Linked DNA regions of Mus musculus: region 2 is linked to region 1. Evidence: chromatin contacts called from ENCODE Hi-C data. All regions are on one chromosome and are shown on one strand. Each heading gives the region's core, a stretch centred on a gene start or an enhancer-like site at or near the end of the contact. The rest is flanking DNA. Distances are from core to core; before and after follow the strand shown.

What was found. Hi-C counts contacts between places; a loop is a spot of excess contacts on that map.
Region 2: a map of v-Abl transformed pro-B cells shows a loop between it and region 1 (5-fold over the local background). The contact joins the promoter of Tnks1bp1 here to the promoter of Zc3h15 in region 1. A Hi-C loop is called at or near these places in 2 of 37 maps with a recorded cell type or tissue (T-helper 17 cell and v-Abl transformed pro-B cells).

The regions. Positions count from the first base shown.
Region 1 is chr2:83,640,813-83,646,587 of GRCm38, reverse strand. It overlaps Zc3h15 (zinc finger CCCH-type containing 15), which reads right to left and starts at 2,010. Exons shown (of 10, transcript NM_026934.3): 1 at 1,861-2,010. The coding sequence starts at 1,935.
Region 2 is chr2:85,048,860-85,054,679 of GRCm38, reverse strand. Tnks1bp1 (tankyrase 1 binding protein 1) reads right to left here and starts at 4,220. Exons shown (of 12, transcript NM_001081260.2): 1 at 4,120-4,220; 2 at 3,707-3,819; 3 at 2,125-2,755; 4 at 328-397. The coding sequence starts at 3,800.

The DNA of each region.
Region 1 (5,775 bases), core at 761-3,260:
CTAAGACTGTACAGAGCAGTGGTAGAATTCACCCCTAGAATGTGATGCCTTGGGTACAACCCCTAGAAAACCAACGAAATCTTGTTAGAGATGAAGGAAGACAAAATATATTCATGATTTTTAGGGCTAATAGACTATTATAAATAACTTTAATTTTGCTGTTGTCTTTCGATCGAGACAGGGTTTCTCTGCGCAGGCCCAGAGTCCTGAAACTTACTCTGTAGACCAGGCTACTCTTGAATTCAGAGCTCTACCTGCCTCTGCCCTTCTGAGTGTCATCTCCACTGTCAGGTGACAAAAATTAACGAAACAAAAAACCCTTTAGTCTCATTAATTAAAAGTGGTTATAGGTCCAAGTGGCCTGAAATACATTCTATAATGTTTTGTAACATTTATTTTTGAATGGAAATTTTACTGTTTTGTGGTCTATTTTATATTTATTCAATCTCAGTAGTTTGTAAGTAAAATGCTATTTCTGAATGTCCTTTGTTGGCACAATATTGAATTGCCACCAGATTATTATTCCCAGAGATTTAAGTCTCCCAAATCCTGATTTTTTTCTTCAGATGTAAAGGTGACAATTATTTTTCTTTCTTTTATTTTCCCTTGGACAAGAGTTTCTCTGTGTGCTCTGGCCATTCTGTAGACCAGGCAAACTGTCTACTGAGATGAAAGGCACACACCAGCACTGCTTGGCAACAGTTTTGCTTCCAGATGTTTGGCTACGGCAGTTCTACCTTAGAACTCCAACAGTCAGTAAATTATTAGATGTGTTCACATTAATTTTATTTAAATTAAATCAGCCAACTTTAACTACATACAATCTGACAAAAGATTAATCTCATTAGCGTGTATAAAGGAACCCTGGCGAATTCTCACTTCTATCTTTCAAGGCTATAACAATCAAATGTTGAAAAAAAACGATCATAAGCAAACATCTCATTTCGAAACCCCAAACATTCATTCTGGCTATTTTAATAAGAACGAGCCTACTAAAGGTTACTTTATACTCAGATGCTGTAAAATAGTCATCTTTTCTTCCAACTACATCCAAGTCTATGAGGTACCATTTACTTTTAAATGAGGATTAGTATGGAAGAAATACGTTTATCGAATGTGAAATTTCATTACCTATCTTAAGGAAACTCAAGTAGACAATCGTTGTAACCTGAGGAACATTTAAGAACATCAGTACCTTGCCTCACTCACTGAATGCCTACAAGTTCAATGCATTAAAAGACGCTCGTGTGTGTGTGTGTGTGTGTGTGTGTGTGTGTAGGTAAACTGGGAGCTCCCAATTTAACATAGGTACTGTGACAGAGCCTACGTTTAATTCAGACTCCATGTATGAACGAAGCATTCTGTACAAAACCGCTGGGCCACGCTTTTTGGGAAACCTCTGTTCTTGACACGAAAGTTTCCAGATGGACCAAACACCAAAAGAAACAACAACAACAAAAAAGTGGTAAATAGTCCGCTGGCTCTTGAAAATGAACAGCGCTACCTCTCACTGCCTGATAAAGAAAAAAACCAAACCCAAGGCGTCAGGTCAGTCAGGAGGGGCCTTCCAGAGCGCCACTCAGCTTGTTTTTTCAGGCACAGCCCGAGGAGCCGCGGAAAGTCGTGAGCATCGAAAGGCCGGGCCGGGGGTCCCTGGGCGGCCGAGTGGGCGCGGCGGGCGCGTGGGTGGAGACGCGGCGAGCGCGGGGGCGCAGCGGCCTCACTACAGCGATGAGGGGCGGCGAGAACCACTTCAGTCGGGGCCCACCGGGCCGGGCGCCGACACGTGGCCCCGGGGAGCCGCGCTCCGCAGCCCGGCGAGCCCCAGCCCGGTGCGGCGGGGAGGGGGAGGGGACGTACCTCGATGATCTTCTCCTTCTTCTTCTGCTCCGCCTTCTTGCTGCCCCCGGCCTGAGCCTGTTTCTTGGGGGGCATCGCGGAGGCGGGGGGCACCGGGCCGACTGCGACGCAGATGGCTACCGTCGGGGCGTCCGGCAGCTCGGCGGGAGCAGGAAGACCCAGCCGCCGCCGCAGCGCACGGAAAGCGACTCGCTCATTCGCCGCCCGGATGTGGCCTTTGCGACAGCACGGCGCCGCTATGCACTGTGGGGCGCGAGGCGAGGCGCCCGGAAGTGGAGCTGCGCGTGCGCTCCGGCTGCGCCGAGCCGGGAGGGGGCGTGGATGAGACGTGGGAACTGGGAAAGGCGCGGCGTGTGACGCCTCCTTTTGGTGAGGCGCTTGCCACTTGCTTGGCTTCGTCCTTCATTAGCACCGCGAGTGATGCCTCCTCACCTCACTTGTATAGACCCCTGGCGTAGAGAGTTCTAGATCTAGTTAGCACTGGACAGTACCATCTTGAGTAATCACGGAGCGGCTGCATCAATTATGAGCTACTGTCTTGTCCTCTGGAGGGGCAGGGTTGCAATGCAGCACCTTCAGTATGAAGTTGCGTAAAGAAATAAAGTTTCATTTGGAGATCGTCAGACGTGGAGTCCTAGTGGGTGAAATCCTTAGTTTCTCTTCAAGTCCTGTACTAATTTTAGGGGGCTGCCTTAACGATTCCGGAAAAAAAAAAATCACTATTTTACTATGTCAAACTAGCCTAACAGTATGGGCCAAGCCCAATTTAAGGTTAGTTTAAGTGTTTGGTAAATTCCATAATGACTTTACACACACGATTTCACTCATTACATCTACACTGAGGTACGAATGGTTAACTGTTAGCACTGTTTGAGATGAAACGCAGAAAGAAAGGTGGCTAAATGTAAAATCCAAGATAAGAATTTCAGCCTGGTTAGTCTTGCTTCAGGGCTCTGTTTATATTGTAGACTAAACCAAAAGTATGGCTTTTGATATGCAAATGAATCTACTATTTTTTATTCAGCCAAATACTGACTTTAAAAAAGCACACAATGAATGGCTGTTCTTTTGCATGGTTACTGTTTTACCTACATTGATTAACAGAAGAATCATCCTTCCAGAGAAGGGAGTTATTAGTTTTTCAACAATTTCATAAGCAGAAAACTACTTTGGAACCCTAATGCCACCATGAGGGAAATGGACAGTGTTCATCTGATGGCAACCAAAGCAAAAAGAGACACTTAGGGGCAGGGGACCCAATATTCCTTTCAAGGGCTTTCCCCAGTGATCTACTTCCCTTCATGTGTTCCACTCTCCCTAGGAGTGTCACCCAACTCAACAGGAGCCTTTGTGGAACACTGTGACAGTTTACTTTTCTGTATTATTTATTCTTCAGAAGTTGATTAAGAATTCCTGTAGTAGCAGAATGTAGTAATCTTAATATCCCCCTTTTTAGTGATTCATTTAATGTCTCTAATTTTAAAGAATTTTTTTATGGCAATCGTAAGTATGGAAAAGTTGTAAACAATCTAGAATTTCACAGTCATAGCTGAAAAATCATAGTTCACTATTATCTTTTGTTCCTAACTTCTAACTAAACCTATCCCATGCTAATGCTAGACTATGTGACCAATATTCTTAATATATTCTCTTATATGGAAATTAGAGTTGGTTTTAGTTGTTTATAACCAAAATTTGTTATGGACTGAACTGTTATGGGCTGAATTGTGTTTTCAAAACTCACAACGTCTACTACTTCAGAATGTAACTACATTAGGAGATAAGGGCATTATAAAGGAAATAGGTAAGTTAAAATGAGACTTTCAGCATAGACCTAATCCAATCTGAATGGAGTCCTTATTAAAAAAAAAGGAAAAATTGAGTTTAAAATTTTTTTGAGACAGGGTCTCCTTAAGTTGTTTACATTGGCCTTGAACTTCTAGCCTGGACTGGCTTTGAATTTGCCATCCTCCCATTGAGCCTCCCGAATAGCTGGAATTGCAGATTTGTGTTATGAGCCCTGGTATAAGAGAGAATCTATATTGTGCACAGAAGCAAGAAAAATCACATGAAGACATAGCGGGAAGGTCTGTGTCAAGGAGAGGCCTTAGAAGAAAGCAAACACAGGAACAGGACAAACACAGGGATAGGACGGAGTCTAGCAAGTCAAAGCTTTGAGTTCAATTTCCAGCATCATACAAACCAGGTATGGTAGCACAAGCCTGTAATCTCATCACCTGGGAAGGAGAGACAGAAGAATCAGAAGTTTACGGTCATCTTTGGCCACAGCAAGCTCAAGGCCAGCTTGGGTTGCATAGTACCTTACTCTGTGCATATAGCCTCCATCTTGTTTAAGTATCAAATCTGTAGTACTCTGTTATGGAAACCCCAGCAAAGTAGTACTCTGGTAGTAGTACTCTGGTAAGGCTTAGGACTAGAGTATAGACATTGCCACTGTGGTGAGCAGAAGCTATTTTATTCCAAATCTTTTGATAAAAATAAGGCTAACTTAACTGACCATGTAAATTGCTGACTCATCTCCTGAGTTGGGAAGGTACCTTCTAGAAGTGTTTTTATTTAAATATTTAATGCTTCAAGTCCTTTGACTTTCAGACAGTCTCCTTCAAGTCATTTTCCCCTCCAAAATAAACTATGACAAAAGACTTGCCAGCAGAGCATGTAAAATCTCTTTTAACCTGTCAATTTGAGTTTCTGTACTGTAACCCTTCACCGCAACCTACAGTGACATAACATTTTCTTAAGTGGATAACTTATCTGGTTCTGTTTGAAATACTTCTTGCTACCATTATAATAACTATTATGGCATTTGTCAAGAAGTCGAGATGTACAGTTTCCAAATATTGTTTTGCTTCACTGAAGCCTAAACCACTTTTCATGACCCCCATCAATCATGCCTGTTCCCTAGTAATAGCTTTCCGGTGCTTTCCCATGTCCTCTTGCAATAAGTGCTAGGAGTCTGCACTTTCCCTAGCACAGGAGTGAATGGTTTTTAGCTTCTGTCACTTCAATTGATATTCCTCATTTGAGGCCAACTTTTCCTATTTTCCACCTTCATATACCACTATGTCTCATGCCTTAGAGCTTTTTCAAGGTCTTACATATATGATTGTACAAAGAAAGAAAAGTAAAGAAAAAAGTCTCTATTCCATGTAGGTGCCATAGCTAGAAGTGTTAGTGGACTGTTTTTTTTTTTCTTCAACCTCCAAGTTTAGTCAAATCATAGCCACGCCCCTCCTCCCTCAGTTTGGGTAGAATTGGAGGCCTTACATGTGGTGAGCAAGTGTTTTCTTATGAGCCACATTGTTCTCCTCTTCAGTATAACTCAGATGCCTGCCTTCAATCGCACAATCTTATTTCAAGGCTGCATTTTCACTTGGACTATTTTGAGGGGGCTTTTACTTTCTTTATCTTGTTCCAATTTCTTCACCCAGTATTACTCTCAAAATAAGTCCTCTGATACAACTTTGATGGTGTAACCCTATTACTTAAATGTTTTCTTTCTAACCATGTAGGAATGGTTTTATCACAGGTTTTTATTTTTCCATAAACTTAAGGTTTTTATATTACATTCACGACCATTCTATAGTTACATTAGTGACAATCCTACTCTAGCAGGCATTACTATTTTTTATTTTCTTCATTTACATTTCAAATGCTATCCCCAAAGCCTCCTATACCCTTCCCCCTGCCCTGCTCCCCTATTTTTTTTTTTTTTTAAATACAGTTACTGTCTTAGAAGCTAAGTCTAAACTCTATAAGGATTTTATTCTTTTCTGGAGTTTATGAATGGCCTAGGATTGGTGATTATATCTTGTTCTTATTTTTTCACAAAACCATGATGAATTACATAAATCAGGGATCAGTAAGTGTGAGTCAGTGGAGTTAACAAAGAAT
Region 2 (5,820 bases), core at 2,971-5,470, 1.4 Mb before region 1:
AGCCTACTAGCTTTGTTACCAAAAGGATTAAATTGTCTAATGTCCCTAGGACATGCCCACAGCGCACAGTAGGGGCTTGGTCGATGCTAGCAGTATTATAAGTACTGCCCCTAATCATCATGACCAACCATACTTAGCTACCTTAATGACCAGGCACACTGGCCTGGGAGTTTAGAAAAAAAAAATCTGAGTCTTGACAGCATATCGCCAGGCAAGTCCATGGGTCACAGTTTCCCCCATCTAAACTCTGAGAGAATAAGAGGTGATCTCAGATGACTCCCCAACTCCACTCTACACAGCTGTACTCACAACATGAAGACAACTCACGTCGGTAGGTGCTTCAGAGCAAGCCAGTTTAGCTAGGTCCCCATTCATTGCCGGGCTGGAAGTGAGGTTCCTGAGAGGAAGAGAGACAGAAGAGGAGGTAAAGAAGTTCGTGTTAAGCTCGTGGGGTGGTGGGGCACTGTTGCTCATGCCTTTGATCCTGAATTGGGAAGGTAGGGCACGGTTGCTCACGCCTTTAATCCCAATCCTGGGGAGGCAGGGGAGGCTGATTTCTGTGAGTTTGAGTCTGGTCTACAAAGGGAGGCCCAGGACAGTCATGGCTCTACACAGAGAAACCCTGTCTCAAAAAAACAAAAACAAAAGCAAGACAAAAGAATGCTGAAGTCTGTTGGCAAAATAGGAAAGGGGGGAAGTTATCCCTCCTCAGCAATGTTAACACCACCCAAAGATTAAAAACCTCAGAACTTATTCCTGAAGTTGGTCTGAAAGCTCTAAGGATAAGGAGCCAGGTTGTGCCTGCAGAGCAAATGCCCAGGACATAACACCCACTCCCTTCCTGTACACACAGGGTTAAATTCCCCCCTCTCTTATAGAACAGCATCATGTGGGTCCAGGTCCCTCAGAGGTTCCCAAGAAAATGTCTTCCTCTCCTAGTCCCTGAGGGATTAAAGTTCTTCTCTGGCCAGAATACAACTGGTCCCGGCAGCCCTGCTGATATTTCCTAAAGGACTGGGGACTGGGGGTGGGGGTGATTTTCTAAAACTGAACCCTTCTCAGATGGAGAGAGGCATCCAGGCCGGGAAGCAGGACGGCCTCCCAGCAGCCCTGGTCCTGGGGGTGCATCACACCCACCAGGTGTTTCCAGTGAGAAAAGGGCAGGCTGGAGGGTGGGGTAAGGTAGGGCAGGGCAGGGCAGGGCAGGGCAGGGCAGGGCAGGGCAGGGCAGGGCAGGGCAGGGCAGGGCCTTCAGCTCCAGGCTCAGTGCAGACCACAACAGGCCTGGCCACCACAGTGGGAGAGGGAAGCCAACCACTGGGCCTAGCTCTGCATGCTTCAGGCTGGTGCTCTCTTGTCCCGAAAAGCCTGAGGTGGCCAAATCCCTCATGTCCCTCCAGATCATGTGTCCACTAACCCAAGGAGGCCTCCCTTACATGCAGGCCGGCTATGGGTAAGAAGTGCAACTGAGAAAATGTCTCCAAATAGAAGAATTCTCTATGCAGAAATTAGTTGAAGCGCATCACACTCCTCCTCAGAGGGGAAATCTGTACTGTACAGATTCCAACATACCCCTCCCTGAGGTCCCCGCATGGTGCTCTGCCACATGAGACCTAGCAGTTAAGATCACAGGTTTTAGAATCATACACATCGGGATTTAAATTGAGAGACTCCAGGAAGTCACTCTGGAGCCTTGATTTTCCAATCTCTAAAATGGACTTATCAATCCCTTCCTCCAAATAGCACGGATATGTACTCAATGGACTACAAACTAGTCTGCTGAATAGTATGCCTCTCTAGCATAACACGTATCAACTCTGTAAAGAGAACTACAGTGGGCTGGGGATGTAGCTCAATGATAAAGCACTTGTCTAGCATGAACAAGGCCCTGGGTTCAATTCCTAACACTACACATGCACCACAGACACAGACTCACACACACACACAGAGAGAGAGAGAAGTAACTCCACCATTTGCTACAGAGATGCTCTGGGCCTTAGCCTGGGTTTGCCTGAATTCACCTAAGTAACCTGACAGTAAAGATGATAACCCAAACTTGAGCCCACTTCCTCCATAGCCCCTTTAAGACTTCAAGGAACTATACAAACTCTTCTCAGCCCTTACCTCTCCTCAGGAGTCTTGCTATGCTCTTCCTGGCACTCTGCAGGAATCTCTGCTGTCCCCTCCTGGGACCGTCCTTTGGCAGGGGACTTACTATCCTCCTCTCTGGGGCAGGGGGCACCATAGGTCCTGGGGCCATATCGAGAGCTGCCATCGTGGTTAAAAGTGAGGCGGGAGCCCCAGAGGCGGTCAGGGCTGGCCAGGATCTCTTTCCGTGGCTGCTCCATCTTGGCCAAAATTTCTTCTACTGTACAGGCTGCAAACCGCTCAGAGGAGGGACGGAAAGGGGCAGGGGCCTTCCTCACACCTCCCAGGGCAGCGCACCGAGCTGGGGGTGTGAGAGGGGGCAAGTCTTCTTTCCCAGCATCCTCCTTCCCAGACTCTTGGGTAACGTCTCCTCCAGCGGTTGCTTCAGCTGAAGGCCTTGGTGCAAACGGGAGGGGACGCTTGCTGACCCCATAGGGCTGAGGTCCTGCCAGCATGTTCATCTTCCGGGCAGAAGGCAGCTCAGCCAGGGGACCCCGAGGAGGGCGAGGCCCAACAGGCACCAGGAGGCTGGGTTTGGCAGGCAGAGCTGGCTTGCTGGGCAAGCCCCGGGGTTTGGGCTTGACAGGGGGCTTGGCTCGTGGGTCACCTTCGGAAGGAAGGATTCATTAGGAACTGTCAGAAGAACCATGAGACATAAATTCTTGTGACTCCTGCTGCACCGAATCTTCCACACTCCAACCTTGGAACCCATCGTTCTAGGTGCAAGTCAGTACCGCCTGTTCCAGGAAGGCTTCCTTGGTTTTTCACATCCCATTATATAGCCTACCTTCTCCAAACTCCTACAACGTGGGCTTTGACCCCTTATCCCTCTAGCATCCTATTTTGCTCCTAACACAGGTTCCTATCGAATGAATGAATGGAGCAGATAAGCATACCCACTTGCCTGGCCTCACCATACTGTCAGCCTGGGAACCCGATGGAGCCCTATTTCTTTACACCACATTTCCATAGTGAAGTTTTGACCCTAGCTGAGCTCCCCTTGTACACCCTGCTGCACCTCTTCCTCTTGCCACCTCAGTCATCCAGTTCATTATCAGGAATGCAAGCTTTCTATTGACCTATGTCAAACAGAAGTAAATCTGCCACAGGAAGGAAGAAGGAAAAAAAAAAAAAAAAAACAAGGGCAGAAATCCACCTTCTATATAAGGCATTGTAATGCCAAATAAAAGACCTTGGGAATTACTCACGGCCACAACCTTCTATAATAGAATCTTGTATCACCCACTCATTCAGCTAAGCATTTAAAAAGTCTAGACAGGGAGAAAGAAGGGCACTCCATTCTCCTTCTGTGCCTCAGTGTCTCCTCCTCCAAGGCTCCCTGGAGTTGTCTCAAAGGCTCTGCTTCCATACCGGCTGGGGCTCTACCTCACTCCCACCAGATGCCAAGGCCCGTGAGCACTCATTTCAGACTCACTGCCTCTCACCTCCACTGTCACTCCAGCTACCTGCCGGGACGGAAGAGGGGTGCAGCCTCCACCCCACCCCCGGCCCTCCTCCCAGCCAACGGCCCCACCCTGCACCCAGCACCCATTGGTACCTGGCTCGGAGCCAACAGGCGCCAGCTCCTCCTCCATATCCTGGGGCAGTGGGGAAGCCATGGCTGTGCCTTCCCTGAGAGTGGATCCTTTCATCACATAGGGCACACCCTGCCTGAGAAATAGGAAGCAGTGTGAGCCGGCCGAAGTGACTGAAGACCCAGGGAAGGGAGAGGTGGAGAAGGGAAAGCTGAGAAAGGCAACAGGCTTAGCCAAGGAAGTCTATTTCTAACCCAGGCAGTGTGGGACAGGAAGAGCGAACTCCAGGGGGAGGCCGGGAAGGTTCCCACAGCCACATCCTCAACTCTTGACACGACTCTCCAACCCTTGGCTCTGAACCTCAGTGATCCAGCACAGGAGGGAGCCACCTCCACCCACACCACCCCCAGGATCCGTCCTGTGATACCCTACTTACAGCTCCTGAGGCAACCCTCTCGGGTCAGGGAGCCCCACTAGAGGTGTCCACTCTGAGCGGAGCAAGAAGGCCAGAAACTCTCAAGTCTCTGGAATCACCTCATGGGACGGGAAAAACCCGCTCCTCCCCAACCTGGGGCTCCGCCCCACAGCCGGCCCCCCTCTTCCCATTCTCCTCCCTCCCTCCACGGCTGGGAGTGGCTCCCTACCCCCCCCCCATTCTCCTTTCACATCCCTGCCCCCCTCCAGCACTCAAGAGCTGTCTCATCCAAACACAGGGACATAAGAAATAAAAAGTAAGCATCTGGAATACATTTTTTTCCCTTTAATTTCTCAATCGTTTTGGCTTCAGCTTGGAATTTGATGAGGTAAAGCCAGGGCCTAGTCCTGTTACCATAGCAATGGCCTCCCACTGGATTTCCAGGGCCTAGCCAAGGGGAAGGAGGAGCCGGCCCAGGATGGGCAGGGAGGACAGACTGGGCTTGATTGCTTGTGGGGTGGGGGGTGTAACTGAGAGGAAAACTCCCTGGGGTTGCCCCTTCCAGGACAGTCAGGGAGGGACCTGCAAAAGCCTGTGACATAGGAATGGGTGTGCACCCTAAAGGAGTTTTGAGGGGTCAGAAGAAACTAAACCAGATGATAGCCACATGGTAGTAGCCTGTGCCAGGAGCCTCTGGAGCTGATATTGTAAGATCTAACAACTAAATGGGTCTGTCACTTCAGAGCTGTGCGACTAGTCTAAGGCATACTGCTTAAAAAAAAAAAAAAGTATTAAATGAGTTTCAAGTCAAACAATGCATGCAAAATACCAAGCCTGGAAGTGGTAAGTAACAGTTGGCCATTATTAATGTGACTCCATTCAGTGTCTCCCATGAGCTAACTAGCATCCTTGGTAACCACCTCTACCTACCTCTCCCCCTACCGTAGGCTGCGTCTCTAGACCATTCCTTCATGTCCCCCCCACCTCAAATTCTTCAGGCCTTCCACCCCCTCAGTTCCCACCCTGGCTGCTGAAGCACCCTCCCACTCTCAAGCCCCCCCTCCGGCTCTGGTGGTGACTAGTGAACACTGCTCCTCTGGTTCAAGAGCAAGGGAGACATGCCAAACACATGGAATGCACAGAGCCCTGGAGGGCAACCCAACCCTCTCCAACCTCAAGGCTCCCCTCCCACTCCAGCTGCTCTGAGAAGACAGTTCTCAATTCTAAGAGACCTGTGGTGCCCAGCCTTTGCAAAAGATGTCCCCATCCGCTTGACCCTGTCCCAGCTTATTTAAAGAGGGTACAGACAGTAACTCCGTCAATGTCAAAAGGCTGATCAGCCAACTACCAGGGGCTGTTTTCCTTGTATGTGGGTGAATAACGCTTGAAGGCGGAGAGATGACAGAAAAATTAAATTAAATTAAAAATATATACAAGATTGCTTGCTTGTCCTTGAACATTATTACAAGGGATATGGTGAAGGTGGTTAGAAATGGAGAAAAACTAGTCCAAAACAGAAAAACCCTCTCACCTGCGGTTGAGATAGGGGCTTGATGGACACCTCTGAGGTTAGAAAGAGCTGCAGAGATGAAAACAGGCTCCGAGTCCCCAACAGGGGAGGCGGTTACAGTACACAGGCCCCAGCCAGGAGCCCCAGGTAACCAAGGCCATGTCCATAAGCTGCAGAATCGCAGTACCTCAAGAACTCCCCACTCTTAGTGG